Regions from separate parts of the Homo sapiens genome. Here region 2 is linked to region 1. The links are chromatin loops, found by intact Hi-C in ENCODE. Cell type or tissue: IMR-90. All regions are shown on one strand.

Region 1 (8,000 bases):
TTTATGAGAGTAAAATCAGGGTAGAGAATGTTTTTGCCAAATAGTAATGAAATCTAGGTATGTAAAACAAGATTATCTCATTAAAGCAATAAACACAAAAAGATATTAGGGACCAGATGGAAATTCAAATAGGAAACTCTATAATGAGATATAAGAATGCAAATCACCCAGAGTAGAGTTTTTGCACATTTAAGTGTAGTTGCTTTTGTCATGAAAACACATACACATAAAATACAATCTGTTAAACTATTTGTATTTGAATCATAAGAATTTCTAAGTAGAGAAATAATAATGTTTATTTGGGAATCAGTGCCTATAGGTATTATTGTTACTTTTAGAATGAGTGTTAAGTGTGAAGTTTCAAGTAGTGTCTGGCACAACTTAGCAATGTTTTAGAGTCAGAAGTTATAATTACACTAAAAATCATATTTAGGCATATCCAATAAGTATAGTCACAGATTCACCTTTCAGGCATATTTTAAGGAATTTTTGTTAATAACACATCACCAATTAAATGTTAAATTTTAGAAAACCTCAGTGATTTGGTATATAATTTTTAAAAACTATCTGCCATCATCCTTTCTTCATTTTTTTCCCTTCCCTTGGTCTAATGGGTGGTTCTTTTATTCTTTGCTAATTTATTCTTTAATATTGATATCTTATTCACTAACAGTCCTCAAAACATTTAGGTTCCTATTCCCCTAATTAAGTTAAGGGTGTGGCTCTTGAGGTAAACCCAGCTGCATTCAGATACAGGTGGGGGTTTTAGTAGTTGTTAGTTTCTTTGATAGTTTCACAATGTAGATTCCAGAGCTAGAAGTGAGAATTCAGTACAAAGGAGGCTGAAATGTACTTCTGGAGGGCCAAGTCATTCCCATTGCTCTCCAGGGTACCTCCACACCAAGGCCTGTTGACTCACAGTCCTGTTGACCTGAGTCTGTTGTATTCACACGGTGTTCTTTTTTTTCCCTTACTGCTATTTTCCCATTTCTAATGCCCTACCCTAGACCTTCAAAGGAGAAAAACAAAAACCAAAAACAGTCCTATGCATTGTTTCAGGGCTGGCTGCAGTTTCACTACCTTTGCCAAGCTATCTTCTGTTCTCCACATTTCCCTCTTAGACAGATCTCCAGTTTGAATATAGGAGTCGATAATTTAAATGTGATTGGATTACACTGTTGGCTAATTGTTTTGTGTTCATTAATTTTGCTTCCCAAAGTTAATATAAATTATGTAAGGACAGGGGTTATTTATTCAGTATAGATACAAATATATTGGTTTTGTGTGTATTTATAAAAATTTAAATTTCTTAATGTGACTTCAAAGTACTAAGTTTCTCATATAGTTCACTGTATTAGTCTGTTTTCACACTGCTGATAAAGACATAACCGAAACTGGGAACAAAAAGAGGTTTAATTGGACTTACAGTTGCACATAGCTGGGAAGGTCTCGGAATCATGGCGGGGGGTGAAAGGCACTTCTTATATGATGGTGGCAAGAGAAAATGAGGAAGAAGCAAAAACAGAAACCCCTGATAAACTTTTCGGATCTCATGAGACTTACTCACTATCACAAGAATAGCACAGGAAAGACCTGCCTCCATAATTCAGTTACCTCCCCCAGATCCCTCCCATAACACATGGGAATTCTGGGAGATACAATTAAAGTTGAGATTTGGGGGGGGACACAGCCAAACCATATCATTTACTAAATGACTCCTAACCAGAATATTAATTTTTGATAAATGGGCATGATGCTTGAGATACCATTTACTCCATTTAATATAAAAACTAGAAACTTCAGGTTTTCAATATCACATAGCTACTCTATGGTAAGTTTCCACTAGAACTCAGCTAGTTGTGCTTGTTGCCCATTTGAGAAAATTGATGGACAGTCTTGCTGTGATTGGCAGTGTATTTGTCAAAGACAATGAAAGCAGGAAACTGTCATTTGTTAAAAACTAGGAACAAACAGTTTAAGGCATCTTTATAAGAATTTGCTTTAGAAAAGTTCATTTCCAGTCACTCTTTGTTGCCTGGAAATGTTAAGTCAAAAGGACGTTAATCCAGTCAGCTATTTTTTCATAGGAAAAATATAAAATTATCTGTTTCTAGTTTCTTTCACAGTTCTCCCAGAAAATATTGGCCTACATGACACAAAACGATGTACCCAAACACCAGGTTTGCAAACAAAATGAGAATCAGCTTCTTCACAGTCCACTGGAATCAGCTTCTTCTCAGTCCACTGAAGGAAAGTTTGTCAGCATCACTTGAGCAGTCCTTATATACATTTAATAAGGAGAAAATCAGTGGTTATCTGGCTTTAGATTTACCCTGGAATTAAAAGCAGTGGTGCACTGGTATATTAGTCAATTTTCACACTGCTATAAAGAAATACCTGAGACTGGGTAATTTATAAAGGAAAGAGGTTTACTTGACTCACAGTTCCACATGGCTGGGGAAGCCTCAGGAAAATTACAACCATGGCACAAGGCAAAGAGGAAACAAGGACCTTCTTCAAATGGCAGCAGGAGAGAGAAGAGAGAGTGAAGGGGGAAGAGCCCCTTATAAACCATCAGATCTTGTGAGAACTCACTCACTATCATGAGAACAGCAATGGGGGACCACCCTCATGATCCAATCATCTCCCATCAGGTCCCTCCATTGATATGTGGGGATTACAATTCAAGATAAGATTTGGATGGGAACACAGAGCCAAACTATATTAACTGGTAAACCAGTTCTTCCCCCAAAAAGGAAAGGAAACTCCAATTTACAGTGTTTGCCAATTTCTGTGGTGTAAATATACCCTCCGCTCACCCTCTACCCTCAAGTAGGCCCCAGTGTCTGTTGTTCCCTTCTTTCTGTCCACATGTACTCAGTGTTTAGCTCCCCCTTACAAGTGAGAACCTGCAGTATTTGTTTTTCTGTTCCTGTATTTGTTCACTTAGAATAATGGCCTCCTCAGAGGTTGCAGTGAGCCAAGGTCATGCCATTGCACTCCAGCCTGGGCAACAGAGTAAAACTCCGTTTCAGAAAAAAAAAAAAAAAAAAGAATAATGGCCTCCTGCTCCTTCCATGTTGCAGCCAAGACATGATCTTCTTGTTTTTCATGGCTGCATAGTATTCCACGGTGTATATATACTAACTTTTCCTTATCCAGTTTACTGTTAATGGGCATTTAGGTTGACTCAATTTCCTTGCTGTTGTGAATAGTGCTGTGATGAACATGTGCATGCATGTGTCTCTATACCTTTGTGTATTTACCCAATAACGGGATTGCTGGGTGGAATGGCAGTTCCATTTTAAGTTTTTTGAGAAATCTTCAAACTGCTTTCCACAATGCTTGAACTATTTTACCCTTGTACCAACAGCGTGTAAGTGTTCCCTTTTCTCCACAACTTCACTAGCGTGTTATTTTTTTACTGCTTTATAATAGTCATCCTGACTGGTGTGAGATGGTATCATACTGTGATTTTGATCTGCATTTCTCTAATGATTAGTGATGTTGCGCATTTTTTCATATGCTTCTTGGCCACATGTATATCTCCTTTTGGAAAGTGTCTGTTCCTGTTTTTTGCTCACTTTTTAATGGGGTTGCTTGGTTTTTTGTTGTAATTTGTTTAAGTTCCTTATACATTTTGAATATTAGACCTTTGTCAGATACATAGTTTGCACATATTTCTCCCATTCTGTAGGTTGTCTGTTTACTCTGTTGATGGATCTGATATGCAGAAGCTCTTTAGTTTAATTAGGTCCTATTTGTCAATTTTTGTTTCTGTTGCAATTGCTTTTGGCATCTTTGTCGTGAAATCTTTGCCAGGGCCTATGTCCACAGTGGTATTTCCTAGGTTATCTTCCAGGGTTTTGATAGTTTCAGGTTTTACATTTAAGCCTTTAATCTAACGAGTTGATTTTTACATATGGTATTCTTTAATTAACTAATTTTGTTCCTCTAGTTCTAAGCTGTTCATTGAAGAAAAGTGTGTGTGTGTGTGTTTGTGTGTGTATGTGTGTGTGTATCTTGAATATCACATATTCCATTTAATGTGAGAAAAAGACCAAATCAATAAACCCATGGTGGCATGGTATATAAACTAAGTTTCAGGTAACAAAACACAAGTGATAAATTACTTTTAAAAATAGCATCAGAAATGCAGAGTTTATGCATTTGTTTTACCACACTCCTCATATTTGAAGCAATTGGCTTGTGATTCATATCTATAGGGAAGTGCTTTTTGGAGCATTAGTTCATGGACAACCACTGTTGTATCTAGAACAGTCATATTATCTTTACAGTCAGAGTTATGAAGATGAAAAACTGTATCTGTATCCATTCAACGCAAAATGATTTAGCCTCTTTAGATAGCAGATGAGAAATTCTGAAACTTCACACGTTCAATCTCAAAATGTTTGCCACAAAACCTGCACCATTAATATTAATTTCTTTCTTTAACCCTCTTACTTGTGTTACAGTCTGCTTCTACAACTAGATACAACTTGGAATTGTAATCCAGCCAGGGGGTTATGCACTTTAAATGGTAACATATTCAAAACAGACACTGTCTTCTTACAGATGAAATTAAGAAATATAAACTTTTGCAAGAATAAATTGAACACTATACATATTCATTGAAAGCTACTATTTTCCTAGGCAGTAACTCAATATTTTCTTTGGCTCTGGGATTTTTTTTAAACTTTATTTTCTGTACTGACTTCTATGATGTCACTTACTTCTGCATTTCTTTCTAACTTTGGCCATGCCTTTTCAGTCTTCTTTCTCACCCTTGCTTAGTTACCTCCCAAGTTTTGAAAATCTTCCAACATTATTCCTCATACATTACTCATCAAGATTTCTCCACAAACTCTTCTTGGGTGATTCTTTTAACCCATGACTCAACAGTCACTTATAAACTGGTGACTCCAAATCTGCCTCTAGCCCCAGACTTATTTAACCAACTGCATAGCAGACAATTCCACCCAATTGTTCACAAATACTCACAAACACTCTGTGTCCAAAATTGAATTTATCATTTCTTCAGCTCTTTGTTGACCAGTTTTATCTACCTAGTCATCCAATAAATGCTCCTGGAATTTATAATAGATGCTTCCTTTCTACCTCCAAATCTAATCACCCCACATGAAAGGGGTGGGGAAGAGCAATCATCTTGTCTGGAAAGAAGAAAGAAATGGAATATTTATTAACAGCTTTAATGACCATAGCAGATAATATTTTTATAACTTTTATTTATTGGGGGGCTAATCTCTATCATTGTTCTAATTATTTCACATGTATTAAGTCACTTAATCTTTATAACTAACCAGTGAGGAAGGTGCTAGTATTATCCTCATTTCAAAGTTAAGTAACATGAGACATTATTCTATTTAGTGACTATAAACAAGATAAAAAGAACTTTCAATTAAGTAAATCAAGAAGTATTAGGAATCCTTACTCTTGCTTGTAATGTTTTATACATTACAGCTCTTAGAAGTTATTACTTAAGTCACAAGAGAAGCATAAATTATTTTTAATGGAAAATTAATCTGGCATGTATACCTTGCTCTCCTGCATACCTTTTTCTACAATTCACATAAGTGATTTGTGGAAAATGATTTCAAATAGTAATCAAACTTTGGCAAATGAATAATGTATTTCCCATTAGACCAACCATGTGTACTGTGAATGTTTTTGAAATACCAAATGACAGTTGTACTTGATATCCAGTAGAGAACTCTAGACATAATTGCACTGAACTGTACCATTTGTGTTCAGATCACTCTCCACCATTTATTCCTTTCTCAAGGGGAGTTCCCTTCTTCTATTAACTTTGTCTAGAATTATGAGAATTCATCAGCAGGAGAATCCTGGCACATCCTAAATAGATATGATGCATCATATTCTCCTGAAGACATTTGTTGCTCATTGAAACCTTAGGGAAATTCCAAAAAGTTAGTTCTCCTCAAAGGTTGCAGGGGATTGGAAATGATAAAATTTAGTATGGTTTAAGGAAAAGTGAAAACGTGATTATAAGAAAGCCTTTTAACTGGAAGTGTTTGGGAGAATAAACAAGTATAGCTGTTTGTAAATTGACATTTTATTAACCCGTATGAGGCCAAGGCCAGTTTCCAAAAAAGTAAAGTTTATGAAGGAAGGAAGGAGGAAAGTAAGGAAGGAAGAAAAGGAAGAAAGAAAAGGAAAAAGGCAGGGTGAGCTTGTTTTGATTCCTATTAACTAACCTGGATTAGAGAAATTCTTAGCACAAATACCACCTTTTCTGTGAACTTAGTGTTCCTACACCCTACGTAAGATTCCAAACATGAATTATGTATCCCTTGGCTTCTGAAGAGCAAAAGAAAGAAAATCATCATCAAATGTATTTAAAAACTGTGGTCCCACATGTACTCTACCTTACATTTTATTACAAATATGATCTGCATTTCCTTTCCACATTTTGAACAAAACAATATTTTATTAACCAAATCTCTCAAATTTTCCCAACCCCATGCCAAATGTACCCAGTGTAATAATTCACCTCCTGGAATCTTGTTTACAGTCAAAATCACAGAGTCTGATCAAACCAACCAGATGTTTATATAGTGAACATACTAATGAAGGCCCCAGATATTGATATCGTTAGGTGAAAATAGATTTAACCTTTGATTTTATATTCTAATTTATAATTAATGTTCAGTCTTTCTTACTGTAAAATTTTTATAATGGAAAAACTGAAGAAATGACAACATGGATTTTTATCAGTCTCCACATTTCAATGTTATAGAAACAAAATATATTGTAGACTTCATGGATTACTTTTTAGATATTTATATTAAAATTTAATATTTTATTTATAATATACTTTCATATATTTAAATTATATGTAAATGTAACACACTTACTATACTAAATTTATTTAAATTTAATATATTACTTTTAAGTATTTTTTCCATTTGCTTAAGTAAAAATTATGCCCATTTGACAGAGTGTATTTAAGAGAAGTTGAATCTATACAAAGGTGTCAGAGAACTGTTGAAAAGTGTCACGATGAGAAATGATAAACCTCAATTTGGTGATATGACTTTAGGGTAAATTCAACTCAATTCATAATCATGTTTTTTGTTTATTCCATCACAAGCAATATATATCCTAACAGTCAGATATCTTCAATCTTTGATCAAACAGAAAATTGCCAATATATATGGTAGGTATACTGATTTGTTCAAAGTGGTTGAGAAGAATTGACTAGAAGAAACAAAGTTTTAAATTATGTTTCAGGTTTAAACACTGTCAGATGGACTTTTACTAAAACCTTAAAAGATGAGAGTTAGCAGGTTGAGCCTCTCTCTCAAACACCACATATTTTCTTAAGGTTTTTGTGGAGCTGAAAAATAAAGAACTTAGTTTTAGGAAGAAGATAAACAAGAAGCTTCCAAATTCATTTTAATTTGAGTCTTATCTGAATTGATTAATAAGCATAGTATGTGAACTATCTCCTACACTGACCATGCTTTTCACAAACATCCACAACATGTTTCATAACAATTCCAATGGGCAAACACAGATTGGAGAGGAAAACAGTCTATCAAGAGGAGAATCTCTATCTCCTACCATTAAGTGGCAAATGTAATAGAAACAGAGCATAGTCAAATGTAATCTGACTTGAAACTGTTCTATCAACCTCATTACATAGCAAAATAAATCTGTTATTTGCTTAGCTTGGCGGGTCATACAAATTACTGATTGCTTGGCTTTTTCTCAGTATGAGAAAACAATTTATAGCACAGTAGATAAATAAAATAATTTTAGGTCCAAGTGATTTGCTTCATAATTTCTATTTAACTAAAATTAATTTCTTGCTTAGAGAGAAATTCATGGTTTTTATTTCATAGTTTCTCTTCTCAAATGGGGGACTTACATTATTTTGTTTCCATGTGGCCTAATTTTCTGAATTTTATTTTGATATAAAAGTTATATGGATATTTTTTAAGTTTTGAAAGTTTCTT
Region 2 (8,000 bases), 230 kb after region 1:
TCATTTATTTGCAGGAAATTTTTTGGTAGATTTCTTGTAATTTCTACATAGACTATTTTCAACTGATATAATCATAAGATATTTCTTATTTAAGCTGTTGACATGGTAGATTACATTGAGTGATTTTCAAATATTAAATCAACCTTGCATACCTGGGATAAGTCCAACTAGGACATGGTAAATAATTCTTTTCATATACTGTTTTATTTAACTTGGTAATATTTTATTGAGGATTTTTGTGTCTATGTGTCTGTGTTTTGTGTCTATGTCTTTTGTGTCTATGTTTTGTGATTTTGTGTCTATTGAGAAATACTGGTCTGTAATTTTTTTTTGTACTGTCTTTATCTGGTTTTGGTATCGGGGTAATACTGGCCACATAAAATGAGTAGATAAGCATTCCTTCATCTTCTGTTTTCTGGAAAAGATTGTGTAAAATTGGTGTCAATTTTTTCTTTAAATATTTGGTAAAATTCTCCAGTAAAACAACTGTCCTGGGGATTTTTTTCAAGAGGATTTTAATTACAAGTTCAATTGCTTTAATGGTTACAGGATTATTCAGGTTATGCACTTCATCTTGTTAGTTTTGGTAGTTTATAGTTTTATAGGAATTGGTTCATTGCTTCCAAGTTGGTGAATTAGAAACAATTTCAAGTTTTTGAATTTTTTGAATAAACTTTGTGGATCTGTCTTTAATTTCATTGTTCTGCCCTGTTATATCCACTCTGTTACTGACCCACCCAGCAAGATTTTAATTCCTATTATTTTATTTTTCCATTCTGTAATTTCTATTTAGTACTTTTTCATAACTTCCATTTCTTTACTGAGATTTTTTGTTTCAAGAGAATTCATAATTGCTTGTTAAAGCAATTTTATGATGGCTGATTTAAAATCCTTGTCAGATAAATTTGATACTTGATTTTTCTTGATTATCGGGATTAGTTTATTGTCTTTTCTCATCCAATTTGTTTTTCCTGGCTCATGGCCTATATTTATGTTTATCCTGGACATTCATTATACAGACCATTTTTAAATGGACATTTAAAATAAAATCTATCATTTTAGCCAAGAATGTCCCTGTTTTGGTTTGGTATGTAGGTTCTGGCCTGTTTCGTAGGCTGTGGTTTCAGATGCATTTAGCTTGCAGAGCTCTTCCCAATGCTATTTTTGGTCTGCTTAGTTCTCCTGACTTGGGAGCTCCTGATACATTCCTGCTGGTGCCACTTGCAAGTTACAGAAAGCACTTCCCTAGGTCACCTGTTATTACTAGTAGGGATGTTAGACACTGGATCTGTAGGATGGAAAGTATTTTCTCTGGCCTCTTATCTCTGCCCACATGATATAGGCAGGTACGGGGAAGAGGATGGGTCACCCATATGGGATTTTGGTACCAATTGATAATAAATGTTGCCTTCAGACAAAATAGAGCAAACATTATTTGGTGTTTTGATACAAAAACTATTTAAGGAACCCAAACAGATTTAGAACCACAATTCCCAAGGTAATACTTCAAATCAGCAATGCAAAATCACTGTGAAATTGTATTGATTGTGTTTGTCCCTGAACTTCTTACTACAGAGTTGTAATTCTTGGAGATTATATTATTTTCCAAATTTGACCAGGATTGATGTCAGGGGTTCACTGACATCACCAGTGCAGGTGCTTCCAGCTGCCACTATGGACACAAGATGTGTTACCCTTTCTGGGATCTACTGATGCCACCACTTATAGGTTAAAGGAACCTACACTGCTTCTAGGTATGGGTCAGGAAAAAGGCTGCCCCCACGTCCCAGTTACTCTCCCCCTTTCCTTGCCCTTCGGCCAGGGAGAGTAGGCTTTTCTCTTTTGTTTTCTTGCTTTTGTTGTTTGTTGATGCCTGTTGTCCATTCCAGGCTGAAGGTCTTCCTGGTGTGCTCTCTAAGATATACGGGAGAGAAAAGAAAATCCTACACATTTGCTGTGGTTCATTTCCTAATTCCTGCCTTCTTCTTTCCACCTTTCAGGGTCTTTTGTGAATGTCTGTTGAATTGTTTCCAGGGTATTTAGCTGTATTTGGAGAGGAGGAAATGGGAAAATTGGGTCTACACCATCTTGTTTGGAACCAGATGTCTAAATATGACCTTTGGTACCAACTGATAACAGTACTTTAAAACTTGAAAATATTCTCACGTAACATTATCTCTGTTGAATCTACTCTGTGATGTAGGTAGAGATTTTGAACTCCCATTTTTCAGATAATTATTTTATAGTCCAAAGGATTTAGGGGTCTGATCTAATAAATATAAATAGAAAATGAGGCTTGGATCCAAGTCATCTGAGTTTAAAATGGATATCAATGTGTGTCCACCATTTAATACCACAAGACGCTTAAACTAGAGACATTAAGGCCTAAAAACATGTTAAGGGAAACTAGATTAAATATTTTTCCTTTAGATGAGTTCATGTTCTTTGCAGGGACATGGATGATGCTGGAAACCATAATTCTCAGCAAACTAACACAAGAACAGAAAACCAAATACCACATATTTGGTTTTCCGCATACCAAATACCAAATCACTCATAAGTGGGAGTTGAACAATGAGAACACATGGACACAGGGAGGGGAACATCACACACCGGGGCCTGTTGGGGGATAGGGAGCTAGGAGAGGGATAGCATTAGGAGAAATACCTAATGTAGATGATGGGTTAATGGGTGCAGCAAACCACCATGACATGTGTCTACCTGTGTAACAAACCTGCACGTTCTGCACGTGTACCCCAGAACTTAAAGTATAATAAAAAAATAAAAATAAAATTTCCTTTAAAACTTTGTATTTAAAACCCATAAGAAAGGAAATATTCTCAAATATTCTCAGTGTTTTCCCTAGGACATCATATCAGTAAATAGGCAGATCAATATAATTTTATAATTATTTTAATTGTCATATAATTTACATGCTTGATATGGTTTTGCTGAGTCCCCACCCAAATCTCACCTTGAATTGTAGTAATCCCCATGTGTCAAGGGCGGGGCCAGGTGGAAATAATTGAGTCATGGGGGCGGTTTCCCCTAAACTGTTCTCCTGGTAGTGAATAAGTCTCATGAGATCTGATGGTTTTATAAATGGGAGTTCCCCTGCACGAGCTTTCTTGCCTGCTGCCATGTAAGACACCCCTTTGCTCTTCCTTCATCTTCTGCCATGATTGTGAGGCCTCCCCAGCCATGTGGAACTGTGAAACAGTTAAACCTCTCTCCTTTATAAATTACCCAGTCTCGGGTATGTCTTTATTAGCAGCGTGAGAACAGACTAATAAAATTCTTAAACTTACAGGGTAAATTTACCTCTCTGAAAGGTATTATAAAATAAGTATTACATTCAGTGTTCTTACAACATTTTAAAAAAGAATTAGCTTCTGTTGTTTTCTATGCCTTCACAATTTTTAAAAATAAATGCTCACTGTAGTCCACATAATGTTGGAACAATCTCTGTAAGTGCTAAATGTGAGTCTCTGTCAATCACACTGCCAGGCATTAAGTGTCCCTCGGTGGTTAGGTTTGCTCAACAATGCAGAAAGCAAAATAGAAAGGTGAAGCACTGATCTGAATATATAAAGTTCTCTCAGAAATGGGAGAAACAGATCCAGATCATCAACCCAAAGCCAAGTAATTGAACATTAACTATGGCTTTTAGTTGGAAAAAAGAAGAGGGGTTTAATTTCAGTTGCTGAAGTGAGACGATCTGATTTCCCTCTCAGTACATGTAATTTTGAGGTTTCCTAAATGCTATGCATCATAAAACAGTGCATTCCAAGGCTGATGATGATTTTTTAAAAAGCATTTTTTTTTTTTTACTAGTGAAGATAAAAAATGAGCACTTATGATACAATTCAGTGCATAATTGTGACCTAACCACCAAGCTTCTCAAAGTGTCTGGAATAATATCGATTGAGTGATGCCAGTCACACAGCTATCCATGTTACTGTTAAAGACCCATATCTACCAGGAATTATCTTTCCAACAGCTTAAGATTTTATGTGCTCTTTGTGGGAACTCCTTGAACATAAAGTTGCCCTCAGACAACAAAGAGCAAACATTATTTTGTGTTTTGATACCTAAACTATGTAAAGAACCTAAATAGATTTAGAACCACAATTCCCAAGGTACTACTTCAAATCAGCAATGCAAAATCAATGTGAAATTGTGTTGATTGTGTTTGTCCCTGAACTTCTTACTACTAAGTTGTAATTCTTGGAGATTATATTATTTTCCATATTTGGCCAACAAAATTAACCCTTGACATTTTTTACTGATTTCCCAGTATTTGTGTTCATTAAGAAATATTTTACTTTCTCCCGCATTATCTTTTCAACTTTTTCTAATTTATATTCTTTCTTTGCCTTCACTTTGGTTTAACTAACCTAAACTTTTCCTTTGAGGCTGATTTACTCTCAACCCCAGCCCAGTGGTTCGAGGCTACAAAAAAGAGTGGCCTTTTCCTTCCAATCTAGTACTTAGTTCTTACATGATATCGTAAGTCATTTTACTCATTTTAATGCAATTTATCTGCAAACAAAATAAGTTGATCTGGTTGTCCATATGACAGACACTTGTTGGATAACCTCTCTGCTTGTAGAATTAAATTATTTGCCATGAAAAATGCAAATGAATACAACTTCTGAACCCAGTTTTCAAAGAGCAGTATAGTGGGGAAGATAGTATGCTAAGCTCCTCAAAAATGAAGAGGAGAGTTTAACAATGATGTGAGGAGTCATCCACCGAACAAGAATGAAATGAAAAACAACTGACTGTGAACCCAGGCATGTTCCGAGAAGACTTGGTGAAAGAGATGGAATTTGAGCAGAATTTTAAAGATGGGCTGGATTTAGAGTCACTCCTAAATGTTCAAGTTCTACTAGATTGCTTCATTTGGTGACCTTCTCTTTTCTCCTCACCCCTTGTCCCTATGTTATTGTTCCCAATCCTGTGGCTTTACTTCCCATCTAGATGCTGATGACTCTCTTTTTCCTTCCAACTCTGATTTATTCCGTCTGCTATTATGAATACATTTAAGTGCTATATTCATTTCTCATTATTCTATTAAGCTTTATTTCTATGATGTTATTATTTCTAGATAATTTCAGTTCACTCCATCTTCTGCTGCTACTCTAGCCAGGTCTGTATTTGTTATATTACCTTTCCTTTCAAGTTCTTTCTATTACTAAACTATATTCTTACCTGTGTTCTTCTAATCTTTATTCTATACTTTTCTCTATGAAATCCTTCATGGAGGAAAATATTTCTTATACTTAATAAAATATGTTCTCTTAAAACTGCCTTTTCCTAAAAGGATGTCACCTTTCACTGCTCACAATAGTTTACTATCCAGCTATTCTTTTACCTTGCTTTCCATATTCAGCATAAATCCATGGTGTATGTGTTTGCATTCAAGATGCTGCATGATTTTTGTATCACTCCATTTAATTTTTTTTCTTGAGAGCAAAGCCAGCTGTTGCTATTGTTTCCTTTATTCCACTCTGATTACTAAAACTGTGTTGTTCCCATTTAAAAAGCATACACACAAGATTCAGATAGTAGCATTCATGGATCTTCCTCAGGGCTGGAATTCAAAAAGGTCCAAACGCCAACTTGGTATGTTGATAGAATATGTATTTGAATCCCAAGTACTGAGGGAACTCCTGATAAGATTATGACCCAAGAAAGGGATAGATGAACAACATAAAACTTGAAGTACCATGATGTGGACTTCCAGGGTTTTTTTTTATTTTACAACAAAAAATAATAGCTTTCCAATAGTTTAAGTGAGTTTTTAGCAAAAACATTAGAGTATTCTCCTTTGAATTGACTTCCCTATGTTTGTGAGAGCACGTTTTAAGTTAATATTTAAAATTAAATATTATTTAAATAATATATACACTATATTTTCTAGAAAAACAAATCTGTTTTATTTGTTTCTCACCTTTATGTGGGGAAGTTTTCATTAACTTCTACAGGTAGAAGATTATGTCTTCATTAGTATATGTATGGGTTGACAATCTCCTGATCTTATTTGTCTATTTGCCATGCAGATTCTACTGGAAACTTTATTTTGTACAGAGAATTTTGCTTCATAGAATTGGAAGCTTGTTTGAGGTTTATTTAAAATGTATAGATCTCACTCTGAATTTTGAAAGTGTACTGCCTTTTGCTTTGTCCACCTATAGGGCTTGGCAATCCTCAATCACTATTATATTTAATTTGTTATAATCCTAGTACCTAGAGTTGTGTCATATTAGCTCTTTGTGCAGCATGGTTTTGAAATTACCTTTCCCAACCAGTTTGAAATTCAGCTTGTGGGTTTTCTTGGGAGCATAGCCGAATGAAAATCCCATCTCCTAAGCTGATGCACTATCACATAGATTCCTTTTTCACTGTCTTTACACAACTTGCAACTTACCAGATACCTGATTCTGTAAAGCCAACAGTTTCCTTTACACGATTTGTAGACAGGAAGCCCAACTTGCATATAAATAGAGATATACGTGATAATTTTTTTCTCAAATAAGATAGTGTTCCCATTGGTTTAATCTTATAGTCATATCAGCATATGGGATAGTGTCTGAGAAAGCCTTTGTAAACTGTAAAGCCTAAAACACACCGGTTAATGTTGTTATTGTGGGGCTGCAGGGTATGTAACCTGATATATGTCAGAGACTGTTCTCTGGTGATGACAGGGGCACAGATGGTAACGAAAACCCAAAGCATTGAGTTAGGGGAGGTTGTAGCTGTTTCATGGCTAGTTCACTTTTTATAGGTATCTGACCAGAGAAGTCGTTTAAGATTTGTCCTCACTCTCCTTTTTCCCTAGCTTATTCCCTCCCACTTTTGGGCTTTTTCATTTGGTCTGTGTCTGACTTAGAGCTTTCTATGAGTGAGTTTATTTGGAATGAGGAAGGCTGAAGAGGTGTTGTGTTTAGATCTCCAGAAGGAAACCACTGCATCCTTGTATAACTGCATAAGGGAAGAAATATGTGTGTATGTATGTCAGGTGTGTCTGTGTATTATACATCATTGGGCATGATGAAAAAGTGTGCATGGTAAATGCACCTGGATCAATTAGGAAGGACTTCATTTAGAAGATGGATGTTTGCACTGAGTTTTACAGGGCTGAAGAAGTACGTCATACCAGAGAGAGAGAAAGAAACTTGTTTTACATGTGGATTTACTTGGAGGAAGGTTATAGATGGGAGAGAACAGTAGATTTTTATGACTAAAGCTGAGGTTGAAGCAAGTGTATTGTCATATGTAAATATAAAAATAGATGAGCATAGTGAAGATGAAAGGCAGAAATGTTACAAAGTTGTAGGAGAACAGAGGCAAACACTTGTGTGCCATCAAAAAAATCTGTAGATTCAATTTATTATCCTACATATGATGGTCTTAAGCTATGGAAAATGTAGTCCTGGGCCCCAGCCAAGAAGCTTGCAGGTCAGTTGAAAAATAGCTAAGTAATGGGATCAGATGGTAGCAATCCAGAAACACTTTGAGTCACTTTATGGGCTCTGTGATCTTGTGGCTCAGTTGCTTTTGTGGGTATCTGTTGTTCACAAAACATTTTTTTTCTAAAGCACTTTCACAGATGTCAATTGTTATCTTAATGAGCACTTTGTGAAATAATAAAAATTAATATTCACATTTAAGAGATCACGGCTCTGAGAGGTATAATAATTTCCCCCAAACTAATTGCTGATAGAACTGCAATTAGAATCCTTCCCTTGTGGTTCCTCAGTTGGTGACCTTTCCCCTATACTACCTCGCCACTAGGCATGCAGCAGAGCCCAGGGATAGACAACCATCAGGAGTCCCTAGAATTTATAATGCTCACCAGCTTCCTCTCCTAGAAGATACCCAAGCATCAGTACCACTATAGCTATCATAAGCAGAAACTGAAAACACAAACAACAGCATATGTTTAGGATGATGCACTTAGCATTATTGTGCAACTTGGGAATTCATGCTTAGAG

Evidence for each region. A loop is a pair of places that touch in the nucleus more often than their neighbours do. Peaks named below come from ENCODE experiments on the same cell type or tissue, not always from the same donor. Only the 100,000 strongest peaks of a DNase experiment are listed, where the experiment ranks them.
Region 2: a loop joins it to region 1, with 31 times the contacts of the local background. A loop is called at or near these places in 1 of 110 quality-filtered maps.

Annotation. Positions count from the first base shown.
Region 1 is chr7:78,699,832-78,707,831 of GRCh38, reverse strand. All of the region lies in intron 2 of MAGI2 (membrane associated guanylate kinase, WW and PDZ domain containing 2), which reads left to right. Among named protein-coding and RNA genes, the nearest start is that of MAGI2-AS2, 310 kb to the left of the region's middle. In IMR-90, no CTCF peak of the experiment used is centred here; a DNase peak (open chromatin) is centred at 4,841.
Region 2 is chr7:78,472,712-78,480,711 of GRCh38, reverse strand. The region is part of intron 6 of MAGI2 (membrane associated guanylate kinase, WW and PDZ domain containing 2); the gene reads left to right. Among named protein-coding and RNA genes, the nearest start is that of DDX3ILA1, 490 kb to the right of the region's middle. In IMR-90, no CTCF peak of the experiment used is centred here; DNase peaks (open chromatin) are centred at 1,141, 7,041 and 7,491; H3K27ac peaks cover 160 bases.